Linked DNA regions of Homo sapiens: region 2 is linked to region 1. A link is a loop called in an ENCODE intact Hi-C map of the cell type or tissue named here. Cell type or tissue: endothelial cell of umbilical vein. All regions are shown on one strand. Each heading gives the region's core, and the rest is flanking DNA. Links, peaks and the distances in the headings are about the cores only.

What was found. Peaks named below come from ENCODE experiments on the same cell type or tissue, not always from the same donor. Only the 100,000 strongest peaks of a DNase experiment are listed, where the experiment ranks them.
Region 2: a loop joins it to region 1, with 2.4 times the contacts of the local background. A loop is called at or near these places in 3 of 110 quality-filtered maps.

What each region holds. Positions count from the first base shown.
Region 1 is chr9:14,190,452-14,198,791 of GRCh38, forward strand. All of the region lies in intron 2 of NFIB (nuclear factor I B), which reads right to left. Among named protein-coding and RNA genes, the nearest start is that of NFIB, 120 kb to the right of the region's middle. In endothelial cell of umbilical vein, for the core only: no CTCF peak of the experiment used is centred there; a DNase peak (open chromatin) is centred at 3,260; H3K27ac peaks cover 3,503 bases.
Region 2 is chr9:14,266,967-14,275,306 of GRCh38, forward strand. The region is part of intron 2 of NFIB (nuclear factor I B); the gene reads right to left. Among named protein-coding and RNA genes, the nearest start is that of NFIB, 43 kb to the right of the region's middle. RefSeq lists enhancers at 6,852-7,452, 7,453-8,052. In endothelial cell of umbilical vein, for the core only: no CTCF peak of the experiment used is centred there; DNase peaks (open chromatin) are centred at 3,145, 4,405, 7,105, 7,555 and 3 weaker places; H3K4me3 peaks cover 522 bases; H3K27ac peaks cover 3,225 bases.

The sequences.
Region 1 (8,340 bases), core at 32-8,031:
GAACAGGAAGCTTGCTGATGTGGCAGATAATAGTATTAAATGTCCTAACAGTTCCTTGATAAGTGGTTCAAAGAACTTCTGTCCCCATGTTTTCAAGGCAAAAGTTAATATACCAGGAATAAAACTACTTGAATAATGCATCATTGAACCAACATTTTTGAAAAGGGATAAAATGAGGAAACAAATGAGGAGACAGTAATTTCCTCTTGCAAATTAAAACTGTGCAGGCAAAGAAAGGAACTCAATTATACTGATAAAATAAAAACAAAAAAATAGCTGACATGATTTTCCTTTTTGTAAAAAGAGAAGGTCAAGAATATTCTAATAAGTGAAATAATGGGTTTGAAAGAACTTTGAAAAGTTTACAAGCTCACAGAGACATGAAGATGGGGCATTTTATGGGGCAATATTCTTTCAAACAGTCACTTAAAGAGAACAGTTTAAAATACAGATAATCCTGGCCAGGCACGGTGGCATATGCCTTTAATCCCAACACTATGGGAGGCTGAGGTGGGTGGATAACCTGAGGTCAGGAGTTCAAGACCAGCCTGGCCAACATAATGAAATTCCATCTCTACTAAAAATACAATAATTAGCTGGGCGTAGTGGTGGGTGCCTGTAGTCCCAGCTACTTGGGAGGCTGAAGTGGGAGGATCACCTGAGGTCAGGAGTTCGAGACCAGCCTGGCCAACATGGTGAAACTCCACCTCTACTAAAAATACAATAATTAGCTGGGCATAGCGGTGGGTGCCTATAGTCCCAACTACTCGAGAGGCTAAGGTGGGAGGATCATCTGAGCCCTGGAGGTTGAGGCTGCAGTGAGCTGAGATTACATCACTGCACTCCAGCCTCGGTGACAGAGTGAGCCCCTATCTTGAAAAAAATAAACAAAAATAAAAAAAATACAGATAATTCTAACCAAGAATAATAAAGAATAACAGAAGCCCACCATGAAATCTACTACTCATCACTATGGTTATTTGGGAAATGGGAAAATAAATGATGACGGGCATGTTCACTTGCTATATCCATTTTAAAAAAGGGAACTGAGAGTATACTGGTGCAGAGCTATGTACCAGGTGCTCAAAATTCCTCCCATTTTGTCTTGTTACTCATTTTATCTTTAATAGAGATTCAAATCAATTCCTTATGATTCAAAAATGCCTAAGCCAAATCCAAAGAGTATGAAAAAATCAAGGTTCTGCATAATGTCCCATCCATATGCCTTAACCCTGAATGATATCAAACCTATGTAATCTTAGACATCAATGCCTTCCAGATGTGACAAAATTTTAACACAGACCAACTTCAAGCTTTTTACTGCAGACTCATCTCCCATGCTCATAAAGATTATTTTCATTGCACGTACCATTACATATGGCTAATGTTTAATTTTCCAAATTGATTATTATGCTGCCATTTCAAAACTGACATTGCCTTCCAATCCAATCAAAAAACAAACTATGCTGCATACTCAACCTCCAACAAACACATACACAAAAACAAGAAATCACATCATTATTTCCAAGTTCTAGATAGTGCTTGGTTACAAGACCAGTTGAACTTTTCCTTGTCCACTCTTGGTACCTCCAAAAGATGGAAAAGGGGAAGGAGGGATCATCCAATTCTTTGTCAGAGTTAATTGCCATAGGAATAATTTGAGCCTGTCACCTGTTGTTTTTGGTCTTAAAGATTGCTTCTAATCAGACAAGATCAAATTCTTCTTGACATTTAAAGCATGTTAAAATTCTAAAATTAACTAACAAGATTGTTCATGGATATTTTGCAAAACCATCTAACAGCAAGGCCATGACAGAAATGTATAAACTAAATTTTCAGATAGGATTTAAAAAATTAGTAACTCAACACCAGTAAGAAAAACTGGTGTGATAAAGCTTTGGATGATATTATGCAAACTTAATTCCCCTGCCCCAAACAATTGCTTTGAATCTTACCTAAATCTCATCCCTCCACCCACCCCCAAAATTAGAATTGCCCTGTAACGGTAACTTGTCCTCAGATCCATCCTGAACTCTGTTTCTGCAAACCACCTTTCCCAGCTCCATTAACTATTGACTTCAGGCTAGGTCCAACCAACAGGAGGCAATGGTAGGAGTTTGGGAATTTGGAGGGTGGGAAGAAAGGAGAAGGAGAGGTATTCCTTCCCTCCTCTGCTTTGACATTTGTCTCCAAACAGTGGTGAGTTTTCCTCTTGTGATTCTTGCTTCCACTGAACAAGTTCCTCCCTCTGTGATGCCCTCCCTTCAGGCAGCTCCAGCTCAATTTGTGTAGTAGATTCCTACTGATGCTAATGACTGGGTGACCTCACTGCCCATTCAGCTTTTCATCTATTCTAACATTACTGTAACTGGCCTTGCCCATGAAATTCCTCCTATTGGACTATCTGGTAGTTTATTTTACTCAAATCTGACAGATACATTTGTTTTTTTGAATTTGGCATATCTGTCACTCTAAAATACGTGTCAGGTAATAGAATTAAGCAGTATTAGACAAATATAATAACTTTTTTAAAAACCAATAGATTTCACGTGTTTGTTATGATTCTCATCTTTTAAAAAAAAGATGAGAAAGCACTGCCACCATTCAGTACTAAGTACAAAATTCTGTATCCCAAAGTTTTTTGTAATGCATACTGATACATAAAAATAATCAAGTTTTTAAAAAAGGCAACTAGATGCTCAATGCCATGTTCTAAATATATCTCTTCCAGGAGGTCTTCTGATAATCCTACCCATCCATCCAAGTTTACTTCTTCTTTTTATCATCTCCTAGTCTCTCTAACCAATTTTTAACAAGTTTTTTCTTGTGCATGTGTTTTTCCTTCACACATGACTGTATGCTCCTTGACTGGAACAATTATAAGTTTGATTATTTTTGTAAAATATGATACATTTACTTATATTTCATGCCACAAACAACTTCGAAATGCTTATCAATTGTCGGAATAACTAACAGTCTCATGGGGATAATCAAAAGGTTTTCTTAAATATGCACCACTATACATCAACGTAAGAATAATCCCTAACAGGAAAGAGAAATGACTTCAACATTACTCTGTTTCCTTTAGGAAATGGTTCATAAGTCCCCACTGGACATGAGGCATTTTACATAAGAAAAATTACAAAATAAGACAAAAGTATTTTTCCCATCAGAATAGTAACACTCTATAGTGTTTTGCTAAAACACTCTACGAACAGGAGAAAACAAAAATATTTATGTTCATACGCACAGGGATATATATGAACTCACAGTACCAAAACTTTAGAATCACATATGCAAACAGTACCAATATACTTAATGTTTTAAACTGTGCTAGATAACAGCCCGGCTAGAGGCAAGTGACATAACGGAAAAACATACAGCATCAATTCACATGTTGCCAACTTTTTTTGGATAGAACTAACAGGATGACACTGGTGATGGATGTGCACACTTAGCTGCCAGCATTGCACCCTATGCAATGTCCCTCTACATCCTCTCTCTCAATCATTTTGAACCCCCACCCCCAAGATTTATTTTATGTCTCTTTTTAAAACATTATTTTCCTAGTTGGTGACAGTCACCACCAAACATCATACAGAGATCATTTCAACTGAAAATACATGTTTATTATTTTTTAAGCCTGTGCCTGAAATGTATTTTAGTCAATCTATGCCACATAAGGCAAACTTCTAATGCACATTTATGAATTTAATTCAATAAATATTTACTGAAAAAAGAAAATGGGTTGGAGTCTAAATAGACATAAAGTGGCCATGAAGTAAGTCTAGCAATAACTTTCACTTTTTATGTTTTCCCACCACCCTTTACTTTCCCCAATGAGAAACTTATAGTGTGACAGGTAAGCTAAGAGACAATCTCCATAAATATGACAGCAGACATATTGCACAGACACTAAAAACCATAGGAATAATGCTGAGACCACAAGACAGAAATAGCCCTTGACTTTTTCTCGTAATGGCAGGTAGAATGGGTGGGACAGGGAGCCTAAAGCCAGATAGGAAAACGAATCCAACTTTTAACCAAATTTTTTATTACACACATACTATTTGAAACTTAAACTTTCATTCTAAGTTACAGTCAAAAAAGAAAAAAGACAATAAGAAGAAATAAAAATTATCCCAGTTCTTCCAATGTACTGTATATGTATATGCTATGATTTAAGAATTATGCCATAGGAATAGATAATTCAATTAAAGCCAAGATAAAACAAATGAGATACATTATACTAAGCAGATAGCAAATTATGATATAATTTGGCTGAGAAATAGGTTGAAACAGGCACTATCTTAGAAATGGGATGACAGCAAAGAACTAAGCTCCACCTTCAATGTATTTGAAGGTCTGTTTGGAGCCAATTTACACAAAATATCCACTTACCAATTTCACAGAAGATAGAACAAAATAACACTGAGATAACGTATTAGGAAATTATTTTTTAATATTGGAGGTGCACTCTACCACCTCAATCCAGCACACATTCTCTCTCTCTCTCTCTTTCACAAAAGAGAAAGAGATCCCGTAAGCTTCTCCACAATGTTCTATACCTGACCCTGGAAGGAAATCCTATTCTTCTAGGCTTGCTTAAGCCAATAAGGTCCCCAGAGAATGCTAACTGGGGTGGTTATGTGCCCAAGAATTGAACTGAAACCATTAATTTACTTCATAGGACCAATCAACTGGCAAAAGAAGTTAAAAAAAAACAAAAAACAAAAAACTTTTGGTAGAACTGACCTACAGAGAATTTAAACCGCCAGAGATGGCAAGGTTTGATGTTACAGCTTCCTTCATCCATCTGCAAAGCTCTGTCACTACCTAATAAATGCACAATGCTTCTCTCTCCTGTGGTGCTTTTAGGAAATAATGCTTGTCATTTTCCATCTTATTGACAAAATATTGTATTTTTTAGAAAACTCCATATCTAAGGAATACTTTAATGAAATAAAGATGGGTTAAAACATCAAGCTAATTTTGTGAGCACACGAAACAGAGAAATAATCTCAAAGAAAATGATAAATTCTAATTTTTATTTGAAAGTATAAAGCACATATGAGACGACTTTTATTGTGTTGCCACTTCATTCTTGTTTATTTAGGTTTCTTTATTCACTGTCGATATAAATGACTGCAGTGAAGCCAGGATTGCAGACCAAATCTGAATTTGGAAGTTTGGCTACAGCAATCTGGATCCCAAAGCCAAAGCTTCCTCCTCACATTAGACTCCCATTCAAAGCTATCACTGTGTTTTCAAAGTGACAACACTGTTCAACTTTCTTTTCACAGAGCAGGAATCTTTTATGGCATTAAGGGTATGTATGTCACACCATGAAAAACACAATGACATTGCAAACATAGACAAAGGAATCTAGTAAGGGCATTGGGAGGAAAAAGGGGGTGGGGTATTTAAGAAAATGTTTTTTAAACTTTTTTTTTTGCAAAAGAAAATGCATAATAATAAAATAATAACTGAAAGTTCCCTATTAATATCATCCAGCAATTATTAAAAATAGAATAAATTAGCTGATATGATCCAATCACCTGGTAGGGAACAGCATGTGTCTCCTTAGTCCATTGGCAGTGCTAATGGTGCTCCTAAATGAAGGATTTTTTTTTTCTATGTTCACGCTGGTTGAACTTAATTTTCCGTTCACCTGTTTACCTGGATTAGTTTTCAGCTTAACATTCATTAAGCATCAAGACATAACAAGAGGTGCAGTGATGATGAGATAAAAGTCTCAAGGCCATTACTCCTCCCATGAGGCACTCAGGGAGGATCTATAAGTGAAAGATAGCTTCACTCGCTTGGGTTAAAGTGAAAAAATATGAACCCACTCTAGAACTTTGAAAATCAAAGAGAGCTTTAAAAAGCCGTGTGTTTATGTTTTGCCTAATTTTTCACTTTTTCTCATTAGAAGGCAAGGTCTGACTAAATGTGGGTTATTTCTGATATCTCAGCTTCTAGTTTGCGGAAGGGGGTTCCTGTTTAAGGGAGGGAATGCTGCCACCCCCTACTCTCCCCAGCAGCAGCACACTGGACACCTGAGAAGCCAAAAGCGCTACACCAAAATATACCACCTTTAATCACAAATCAAACAACAGTAATTAGGAGCATCAAGTTAATTGTGTCTACTCCCCACAGAATGTGTCCTCCAAGGCTCCTTGAAATCAGGTTGAAAGATTAGTAGTAATTTTACTCCCAATTCTCTTATTCTAACTTAAAAAAAAAAAAAAAAACAGAGCCTAAGTTCATCACTCCTACCCTCAGAACTATGGAGTCTACAAGTAAAACCTTAAAAAGAAAAATCAGACTACTTAATTAAGTGTTTTCTTAGGCCGTTTATGTAATCAGAGTAACTTTGATCTTTGGCTTCTTAATCTGTTCAAAATTTGTTGTCAAATCGTATGGAATTCCTTTAAATCCAGAATTATAAATGTTATTTTCCATTTGTCTTTTATTAATGATTAAGACAACTTGGCAGTTTGAATCCAATCAATCAAGAATGTGCAAAATCCATTTCATATACATTGGTACAATTAGATACTGACAATAAGGCTCTTTCTTACCTTCCATTTGTACTAAATATGATAAAGATAGCAAGAATACCTTAGCTATTTTCGAGGCATTTTCATCTACATTACTTTGCAATCCCGAAATAGGTTGTGCTTTATTCTGACCCTTTACAATTACCAGAAAGGAATGCAGAGCTTGACAACTTGCAGAGTAATAGAAAAACCTTGATTTTTCATTGCATTTCCCCTTCTGACTTTCTTAGGATCTGAGGGACGACCCTTAACCTTTCTCAGTCTCACTCTCCTGTCTCAAACAAGCTATAATAAAACTTTATTCCAGTCCACTGGGGTATTAGAACAATGAATCTGATAGGATGTCCCTAACACACTGTACTGTGATCTCTATAGGGAAAGTTGCTATAAAAATAAAGACACTGTTGTTATTCTTCCAATTGAGTTATTTGCAAATGGATCTTCTTGATGGAGCCCAGCCCTCCGATATAGAAAAGAAAATTCTATCAGTCCTCTAGGGTACAATTGCCTTGTGGCAATTATACCCATAACCACATTTCCTTATTACTATTTATAAAAGACTGTGGAGTTCAAGGGGAGGCAAAAAGGGAGCTTAAGAAAAAATATGCTGTTTATTTTCAACAGAAGATGCTGAAGTTGCAAATTTGGAACTCAAGGCTATAGGTAAACTTTGACAGAACATGTGTTCCAAATTAGTGTGGTGTTTCTTAGCTGTGTCAGAAAGTCAGAGGTGTCCCTGAGGCTGCAGCGCTTTAGCAAATTTTGGAAATAACTTGGGGAAAAAAAAGGTAAATTACACAGTTAATCTGGTCCTCACTCTACGAATGCTACAAAACAATGACGAAAAGGTTCACGGCTAGACCATTCTCACCAAGAAAGACAGCATATCTCGAGGTACAAAAGGCACAAAAGAAAATTAAACTGAGCTTAGGAAGAAAGTGCTATGGACAATTTTACATGAAAAGCCAAAAGGGAATGTTGGGGCTACGTTGAACTTTCCTGGAGTCTACAGACAGAATACACGTTGCCCCCTATATTCATTACCAACAGCCATAAGAATTAGTAGGTGGCTCAGGTTTAGGCACTTTAAGAATTCCATATTCCTCAAATGGAATTTTTTCAAAGTAAATAATAAAAGCTTTGCTTTATGAAGTATTAGAGAAATGGGGTTTCCCTTCCATAACAGAAATCACTAGGCCCATCACACTGCACGTCTCCAAGGAGCATGATTCACAGTGTGGGCTACGGGGAGGGAGCCTTCTAAAGTCGTTTCGGATGTTCACTATGGCATTCTACGTGTCATTAAAAAAGCCTTATAAATCATCCTAAAATTTAGAGTTTAAACCTGGAACAATTACTTGGATAAAGTTTCTTATGTTAACAGGTTTTTAAAAGTTCAATTTTCAGAAAAGTGTTTGTTGTCAGTGGAGATCTGCATATAATCTAGATTCCAATTAAACACAGAGCTCCAAAAAGACCAATTAAAGGAGAAGTAGAACAGCTTGCCGTATCATGACAATAAATGCTACTTGCCTTATTGTCATTTCACAATCAGTGACATTCAGTCCACAAATTCTAGTGAGCATCAGATTCACCTGAGATGCTTGTTAGAAATTCAGATTCCTCGACCTCACCCGCAATGACTGGGACTCGTACAGCAATGCTGGGGCCAAGAAAGCGCTCTCAACAAGCACCCCAGGTAACTCCCGCACATTGTTCTCAGCCAGTGTACAAGGGACTTGGCTGCTGATGCTTGCTCACAGACACCAAACTGGAA
Region 2 (8,340 bases), core at 143-8,142, 77 kb after region 1:
AAAATTCACAGAATCAGAACTGGGGAAAACAGACAAATGAAAACAAATTTTGGGCTGTGAGCTTTCTAGCATACAGGGAAAAGAAGAAAACTAGATTGCATACACAGTTCTCATCATAAGATGAAAAGAGGCATGCCAACTTATCAGAAAAAGAAAATTTGTTTCCTGGAAGGGATTTTTCAGAGAAATATATTGCAGGGGAGTTGAATAAGGGACACTGAACACATAATAGGAAAAAGGTAGTTTTATACAAAAGCAAAGATCTGCATATGGATCTTTTACATATAAAATATTTTTAAATATTTAATTCACGGTGAAGCCAACCTAAGGTTAAATCATGATTCCACAAAAGTAGTCTATAGAGGAATACAGCAAAATGCTTCTTATAGATAGCTTTCTGATAATTATGAAAGGTTAACCTGTCCCTGAGGTTATCTCAATAAATGCAAATGGCTCAAAGGGCCTTTTAACCAAAGCTATATTCATAACTGACGTCACAAATGAGTACTGAAAGTACTAGGAAACTGGGTTAATTCTCATCTTTTCCTATTTCATTTCCTCAGAAAGACTTTCCCAAAAGACCTTAGCCAACAAAGACCCCCATACCCCATTTTCACTTTAATCTATGTATTATCTATGACCCTATTAGTTTTCTCATAGCATTTAACACAATCGGAAATGACTTGCTTATAAATTTGTTGAATTGATTTGTTGTTCCCTGTGAATAGACAGTGAGCCCCCTGAGGGCAGAGACCATGTCTGTCTTGTACGCTACTGTATCCAAAGCCATTAGGAACATCGGTGGTATGACAGGTGCTCATTTAAAACTTTACAACCTTTCAAATGAATAAATACGTAGCCTGTTTTAGGTTCTAAATATTCAGGGCTGGGCGCAGTGGCTCACGCCTGTAATCCCAGCACTTTGGGAGGCCAAGGTGGGAAGATCACCTGAGGTCAGGAGTTCAAGACCAGCCTGGCCAACATGGTGAAACCCCATCTCTACAAAAATACAAAAATGTGCCCGGCATGATGGCGGGTGCCTGTAATCCCAGCTGATACTCAGGAGGCTGAGACATGAGACTCACTTGAACCTGGGAGGTGGAGGTTGCAGTGAGCCAAGATCACGCCTGGCCGACATAGCAAGATTCCATCTCAAAAAAAAAAAAAAAATTATATACTGTACCCAAAAAATATGGAGAAGACAAAGATAATATTTTACATGAAAATTTAAAAGCCTGGCTTAAAACGACCTCCTCCCTTCACTCCATTTTCTTCCTTCATTCCATCCTCCACTTTGCTGTCAGAATTGTCTTCTAAAGGACCACCTAAATATAACAGCTTGAAAGCTTGATGATCTACCCTCTGGAAACTCTCTAATGTGGCATTTGAAGCCCTCAGCAACCCTACTCTTTCAGCCTAGTCTCTTACAACTCTCCTCCACTTCGCCTACACAGGCTAAAGTCTAGTCACCCTCCCCTGATGGTTCATGACCCCCAACTACCAACATGCTTTCCCCATCCCCAATGACTTACCTTTTCTTGTGCTGTTTCCTGCCTCCAGGACCCCCATGCCTCACATCCTCGTCTAACAAAACGGTGCTCATCTTTCAAGCTCATTTCTTGAGTCATGAGAACCTTCTTTGGATTCTTGTGAATTCTGAATTGCCTCCTCTGTACTCCAATAGCTCTTTTTATGTATCTGTGTGGCATTGTCTACTATCTGTTTCATATGAATTAGGTGCTTAGTTTTATGTTTCTGTTTCCACTGCTAGATTAGATTAGAAACTCCTTGAGAACAGGGATTACTTCATTGGTCTTCATATTTCTCTAACCTTTAGCATGCTCCTAGACATGTAGTAAGCACAAAACAAATGTTCACTGAATTAGACATACCCAAAATTAGAAGTACTAAAGAGATATTGATGGTGACGGCTTTGGGTTTCAATTGTAAACAGTTGAAGACCTAGGTACAGTACAACCATTTATTAAATTACAGATAGTATCAATCTCCACTTACCACTAACTGTGCCTTATTAGCAATTGTTTCATGTAGTCCTTGTTTCAGGAAACTTATTTATGTTCTAGTACATATGAGTAAATATACATTTTAAACTTTTTTTTTTTACTAACAGTGGCTCATGTTACGAGGTCCTCTACTATATTAAAAACATTTTAATAGACTTTGTCCACAGACTGAACTTTTACTTTTTAATGTGATATCACATATAATACCACATCTCATTCTCTACAGATTCTGAAATGATTCAGGGACTTTTAAATCAGCATTTGCCAATAAAAAGACAAATTTTTCAAATTCTGCATCATATGTAAAACTAGCTCTTTTTCCTTTCCTTTTTTTAACATTACAGAAGACCTAAAACCTTATATTTGATGAAGGTTCTAAGTACAAGGATCAAACTATAATCGTGTCATTTCTTCAATACTTTCAGTACTGCTCCCCGACCAGGATTTAGTTTGCCAAATTACGACATCATTTTCAAAGTGCTACTAATCAACAGAGAGGGCAATGAATGAATTCACCCATATACATCTGTCAGGCTATTGAGCGATAAAGCATGGTATTGAGACATATGTGTTCTTACCATCTGCACACATTACAGCAATGCACTGCACACATATATGTCTGAACCTAATGTTACACGTGAAAAAGAAAAGCATTCATGCCAACCCTCAGTACAATTCACATCACATCAGTTCTACAATTGGTGGCTTTATGTTACTCTACATATACCTATATGTCCCGATTTTTTTTTCTTGTGAAAAATGATTAAGACACAGAATCAGATATACTCTTTAGGAGATTAGCTTCAATCTTATGCTAACAAAATCGCAGTCACCCTCAAATGGAGTTATGGCAAGCAAATTTGCTTTCTCAGAACTCATAATTTTTACTTTACTCCTCTGAAAACTACAGAGCGGCAAGGAAGTTGAACTGAATAAAAACAAAATGGCAAGCTATATATATTGATTAATTTTACATTATATATTTTGGAAGGGCAAATTCATTATTTATACAGGTGCTACCTGACCTCCATCCAGCAAGTTATTCATTTTAACCTATTAACAAGCACACTATAAACAACAATGAAAGTTACATGACCTTACACAGCTGTCTCAAGCCACTGTACTTCCATCATTAAGGAAACTGTTAGATGACCCTGTTGTCAGAACACACTAAATCTGTCTGAATAAGGGAAAACAAAACTTTGTCTCCAAAGGGTAAAAAATAATAATAATAATCCTAGGCAGAGTTCCTGTTCACACTGTACAGTTACTATTATTATTTATCATTTCTTATTTACCTGTGTTTTTAGTATAAACATTCCTGGAAGCTTTTATACTGCTTGTGGCACATAGTCAGTTGCTTATTGCCAAGGGAAAGACTTTTTCCCCAGAAAGGCAATCTGTGCACATGCTAATTTGAAAGACAGGGTAGGAGCTGCAAGTGTTTTAATAGCCCATTATCAAAAATTATCCCTTGGCTATAAAATCCCCAGACCATTGGCTTGAGATCAGCTCAAAGAAAAATGAGATTACAGAATTTAATCTAGTGAAGGGGAGTGAGAGATGAGTTCTAAAAAGCCTTAGATCACAAAAAAAAAAAAAAAAAAAAAAAAAAAAGGCAGAGGACAGAAACAACATCAGCTTAGATTAAACCTTCCACACATTTACCTCCTACAAATCTGACATGTTCCAAGACTGATTTTAATTTTAAAAAGTAAGGTGTCTCTTTGCAACATTTTAATAAGTAGGGAATGCTCAGTGAAAAATTACATATTGAGGTGACAGGAAACAAAACAGCATTTTGTCTTAAATTTGCACAACCTAATTTATAGCAATAAAGCAGAACCTATGAGTTCTGGTAAATGTCAGGGCAGTCATGTCCATTACATATGTGGATAGGTATGAAGCTGAGTCTCCGTAGGCCCTTCAAAAATTGCACACAGCCGCCCTAATGCAAACCAGAAGTCTCAGGCTGCTGGATGAACACTCAGATTCGCTCCCATGTGGATATTTAGAGAGGGTCTCCTCCACCCCCATCCCCATTCTCACGTATGCATGTTTTAAGAGACCAACCAGAGGCCATAACCATGGAGGTGGCTCATTAGAAGAGACCTCCCACCCCAACAAAATCTGGCCCAACCCCCTGCAAAGAAAGCACCAGCGTCCCATAGAACCTCCCCCTCTCCCCCTAACCTCTACTCTCTTACTTCTCCTCCCCCTTCTCCTCCTCCCTCCCCACACCCCTCCCCATGAGCATCTGCCTGGCCCAATCTCGCCTGGGCCAGCTCCAATAACAACATCTGCTTGGCAGCTTTTCAAGCCCACGGATAGTTATCTAACTGAGGCTTTTGTGCTGTACTGTTTATTCTATGTGAAGAAATGCCTCCTTAGTTGAAAGAGTACTTTAGAAAAACTGTGCAGCTATTAGCAAGTGAAGCACAAGGCTAATAACCCCCACCTGCTCATCAAATTAATTATGACATCTGAGTCATTATAACTCAGAAAGAAAACACGACTGCAGATTTGTCACATGTAGGAATAAACATGTATTAGGACCGGGAAAAAAATCAGACCAAGAGACTCAGCTGGACGAAACACATGCTTCCACCTTTCAGAGACTGGAAATATGGATCCTATCTTTCCAAGTGAAACTGACGAAGAGGGATGAGGTGGTTGGCCAGATAACCACACTGCTGTTACATGGAGCAAAATGAGATAAAGTCAGGGATTAGGGAACCTCATGGAAAACACTGTAAGGTTGAATAATAATTTATTTAGAAAAACTAAAACTCTATACAAAGCCATTTCACAGAGCAAAACAAAACATACTGCCCACAATGAACGTGACCCTGTGTCATCTGGTCCATCTTAAAAACACTCATAAGAACTCTGGGTAGAGAATTTTTGTCCCTAGGTACAAAAGAATATTTTAAGGGTGCTAATAACTTTAGCAAAGAAATACCTTAGAAGTAAAAATAAAAACTTGTCATGAAGTTATTGCATTTCCTAACCATGAGTGCATAAGACTAGTATTTTTAAAAGGCAAATTCCATCCAGTGGCCATTAAAAAATTACATTTAATAGTCAGACATGTAACAGTATATCTCGTGATCAGTAACATTTTGCTAATATTTCATACTATTAAAAGGCGCAAGTTTCCATTATACGTTTTGAACAAACTTAAAATAGCTACTAACCTCTTTTTTCCCCCACATATTTCTGGAACTTGCAACTATAGCATACATGTTAAAATATCTTACTCCCAATTTTTCAATCTGGCTTTTTGTCGTAATTTTAAAATGCAAGTAAATTTTAATAAAGGTAAAATTATTTTAAATAGAACATGACTTAATAGGATGATGACCCATGCAATAGAGCCATGACATTTTTCCTTGCCATTATTTTAAAGGAAATAAATTATAACATGATATTTGCATGAATCATAAAATGCTATCATTTAAAAACACTCCTACTGAAAATGTTTGCAGCTATAAATTTAAAGCCTCTTCATCTTCCTGCAATATCTTTAGTATTAAAAGAACTTTTTAAATTCTTTTCTAGCATTTGTGCTGCCAGTTTCATAAAACATAAATCCTTCTATGAAAGCATATGACTCTTGCTAAATAACATCGGCCTGCTCCACTTTATCTTCTACCTCCAGGAAAGTCATCCACAGTAGCAACAGCTATAATCAATTCTCGCAAAAAAAAAAAAAAAAAAAAAAAAAAATTCTATCTTTTTATAAAAGCAAAACCCCCAGAAGAGTTAATTTTAAAACAGAACATGCTACATTTTTAAATCCTTTGAGGTTTAATATATTATGAAAGCAAATCTCAGGAAGCAATACAATTAGTCTTTTCTCTCGGTAAACAATTTTGTGTTAGAGTCTAATGCTGAGTTGATTTATGTAAATGTGTTACTTAGCCTCAACTTAAGATATAAATCCAGAGTAAACATAACAATGGCAATCCCGACAGTCTGCTTTGCCAAATCAGAAGATTTAGTCAGCCTAGACTAAAAATGAATTAAGATTATATTGAGAGTGTCAGTCCTAAGTCAAGAAAACATGCCCAGCCAGGGCACGCCAGGGAGAAAGAAGATCACTCATTAACGAGCCAGCAATGCTACAAAGCTTTTGCTCGTCTGGGAAAACATGTTCCCAGTTTTAAACTCCACAGCAAATCAAGGCACTCTTTTTAATAAGTACATTTTCCGTCTCTTTCCCCCTCATCAATCCCAAAAAGAAACTCAGCTTCTCTGTGTATTATCTGTGTAACTCTACATGTCAAACTACAATAGGCCTTGTATCCTTTAAGGTAACATGGGCCAGTGTCTGAGGTGGAGTGGAAGACTCGGGGCTGTGGGGAGTTAATGCCTCCCTTCTCAAAATAACTTTCAAGTTGTCTATTAACAACTAGTTCCCATAATTACATATTAAATTTCTTTACCATGATAGGTTACAGTTATACATCCCAAATAAATCTGACTGTGGAGTACCTGCCGGCAGATTTCTGTCTCTGTTTCCCCAGACACATTGACACACAGCTCAGAGACAAGCTGGTCAGGCACGCTACACAGAGGTCCGTCTGTCCTCGCCTAAAAAGTAAATAAATTATTTTGTGAAAAATATCCTTAGCAAGGATCAGTATTATTGTCAGTGTGACTTTAAAATTCTAAAGGCATGCCAGAAAGAGGGCTACATAAAATTCAGCAGTTTCCAGATCATACACAGTACAGAGATTCTCATACCCACTTAATCTCAGCACGCATCTCCACCCCTACTTCCTTCCCAATGGTATGTGGTCTTGAAAACACAAATGTTCACGTTTCCTGAAGCTGAGCTGCAAAGGAAAAGTCTCCTCCCAAGAGGCAGAGCTGTAGGCTTTTGGTGCCCCCGAAATTGTTCACTACAGTACAACATAATGTGACACTCACCACAATTAGCCACAGGGAAACAGTCTTTTTTTCACCTCTGATGTCATATAATAGATTTGAGATCACATCAGTGAGCAATGTTATCTACAAGTATTTTTGGAAGTCTTGTTAAAAGAGCCACGATACTGCAAGCCTAACTTGAAGTGTAAATGGTGAATGCTTCTCTATATCTCATCTTGACCACTACTTTACTGAAGAGTGAAAAATGACAGATGCAAATTATTTTTCAGAAAGTAGACATTTCCACTGGTAGTTCTTCCTCCTAAGTGATCTTTTCTTCTCTCTCATGCTCTACCCCCTTTCTCTCTCTAGCATTCTTCCTCCCTACACACACACACACACACACACACACACACACACACACACGAAGACATCCATTAATATTAAGAACAGTCTTCCGTAATGTTTTTCAGAATTTCTCAGGGGCTTAGGAGGGCGGCAGCCGTGCCAAAATTACAAGCTTTCCTCTAGTCAGAAGGGATGTCTTTTCAAAGCCCAGCCCTCATTTTTCAGTCTGATGTAAGTAAATTTACCTCTGTGTGCTGGGCTGAGCAGCTTTTCTTTGTCGTTTTTGTTTTTCTAATAGCTGCTGCTCTGGCAGAGCTATTCATTTCAAAGGGAAGTTAGAAGCATTCTTCACTCTTCCCCTTTTAGATTATTTGCAGTTACTGACTCTTCTGAAATCTTAGATTTGAACAGAAACCTAAAGCACAGCACCATTTTAAAACAGCAAATCACCAGCATTCCTGGGATCACATTTCTCTAGAGCAACTATCCAACATGAGGCACAAGAACTAAGTCGAACTGGGCTAAAATTGACAAAATTAAAGACAAAAGAATTATCTCTTTTAAAAATTGGGGCCTACTGTGCTCTGACAGCATGCTAAAGGACAACCATCGTTTGGAAACATTGTTTCAGAACCAGAGAAGAGGTGGTGGAGTTCTGTTTGCCAGTTAGCTAAATTAACTGATTTCTTAAGAAATCCAAGTGAACTGTATAGTAAGGTGGTCAATTTTTGGAAACATTGTTTAGGCAACAGATAAGAGATAGTGAGGTTTTGTTTTGAAGTTAATTTACTTCATGAGAAAGTCAAATCAACAGTCATAGACCATGAAGCTGATAAGATCTATGATAAAATCCAGTGGGCGAACTATCAGTAAGTTCTTAATTTGCCCACGTCCCAGTGTATTCAACGGGCTTCAGTTGGCAATGGCTGGACCTTGCTCTTGTTACTTCTGAAGGGAGTTGTTTTACGTGGACAAGGCCAGGATCATGGTCTCTGAGTGCTCCAAGGGGTTAACCTCTGTGAATTCTACTTCTGTGTCACATATTTAAATGAGTAACTTAGAGTTCAATATCTTTGTGTTCAACTAAAGTCAA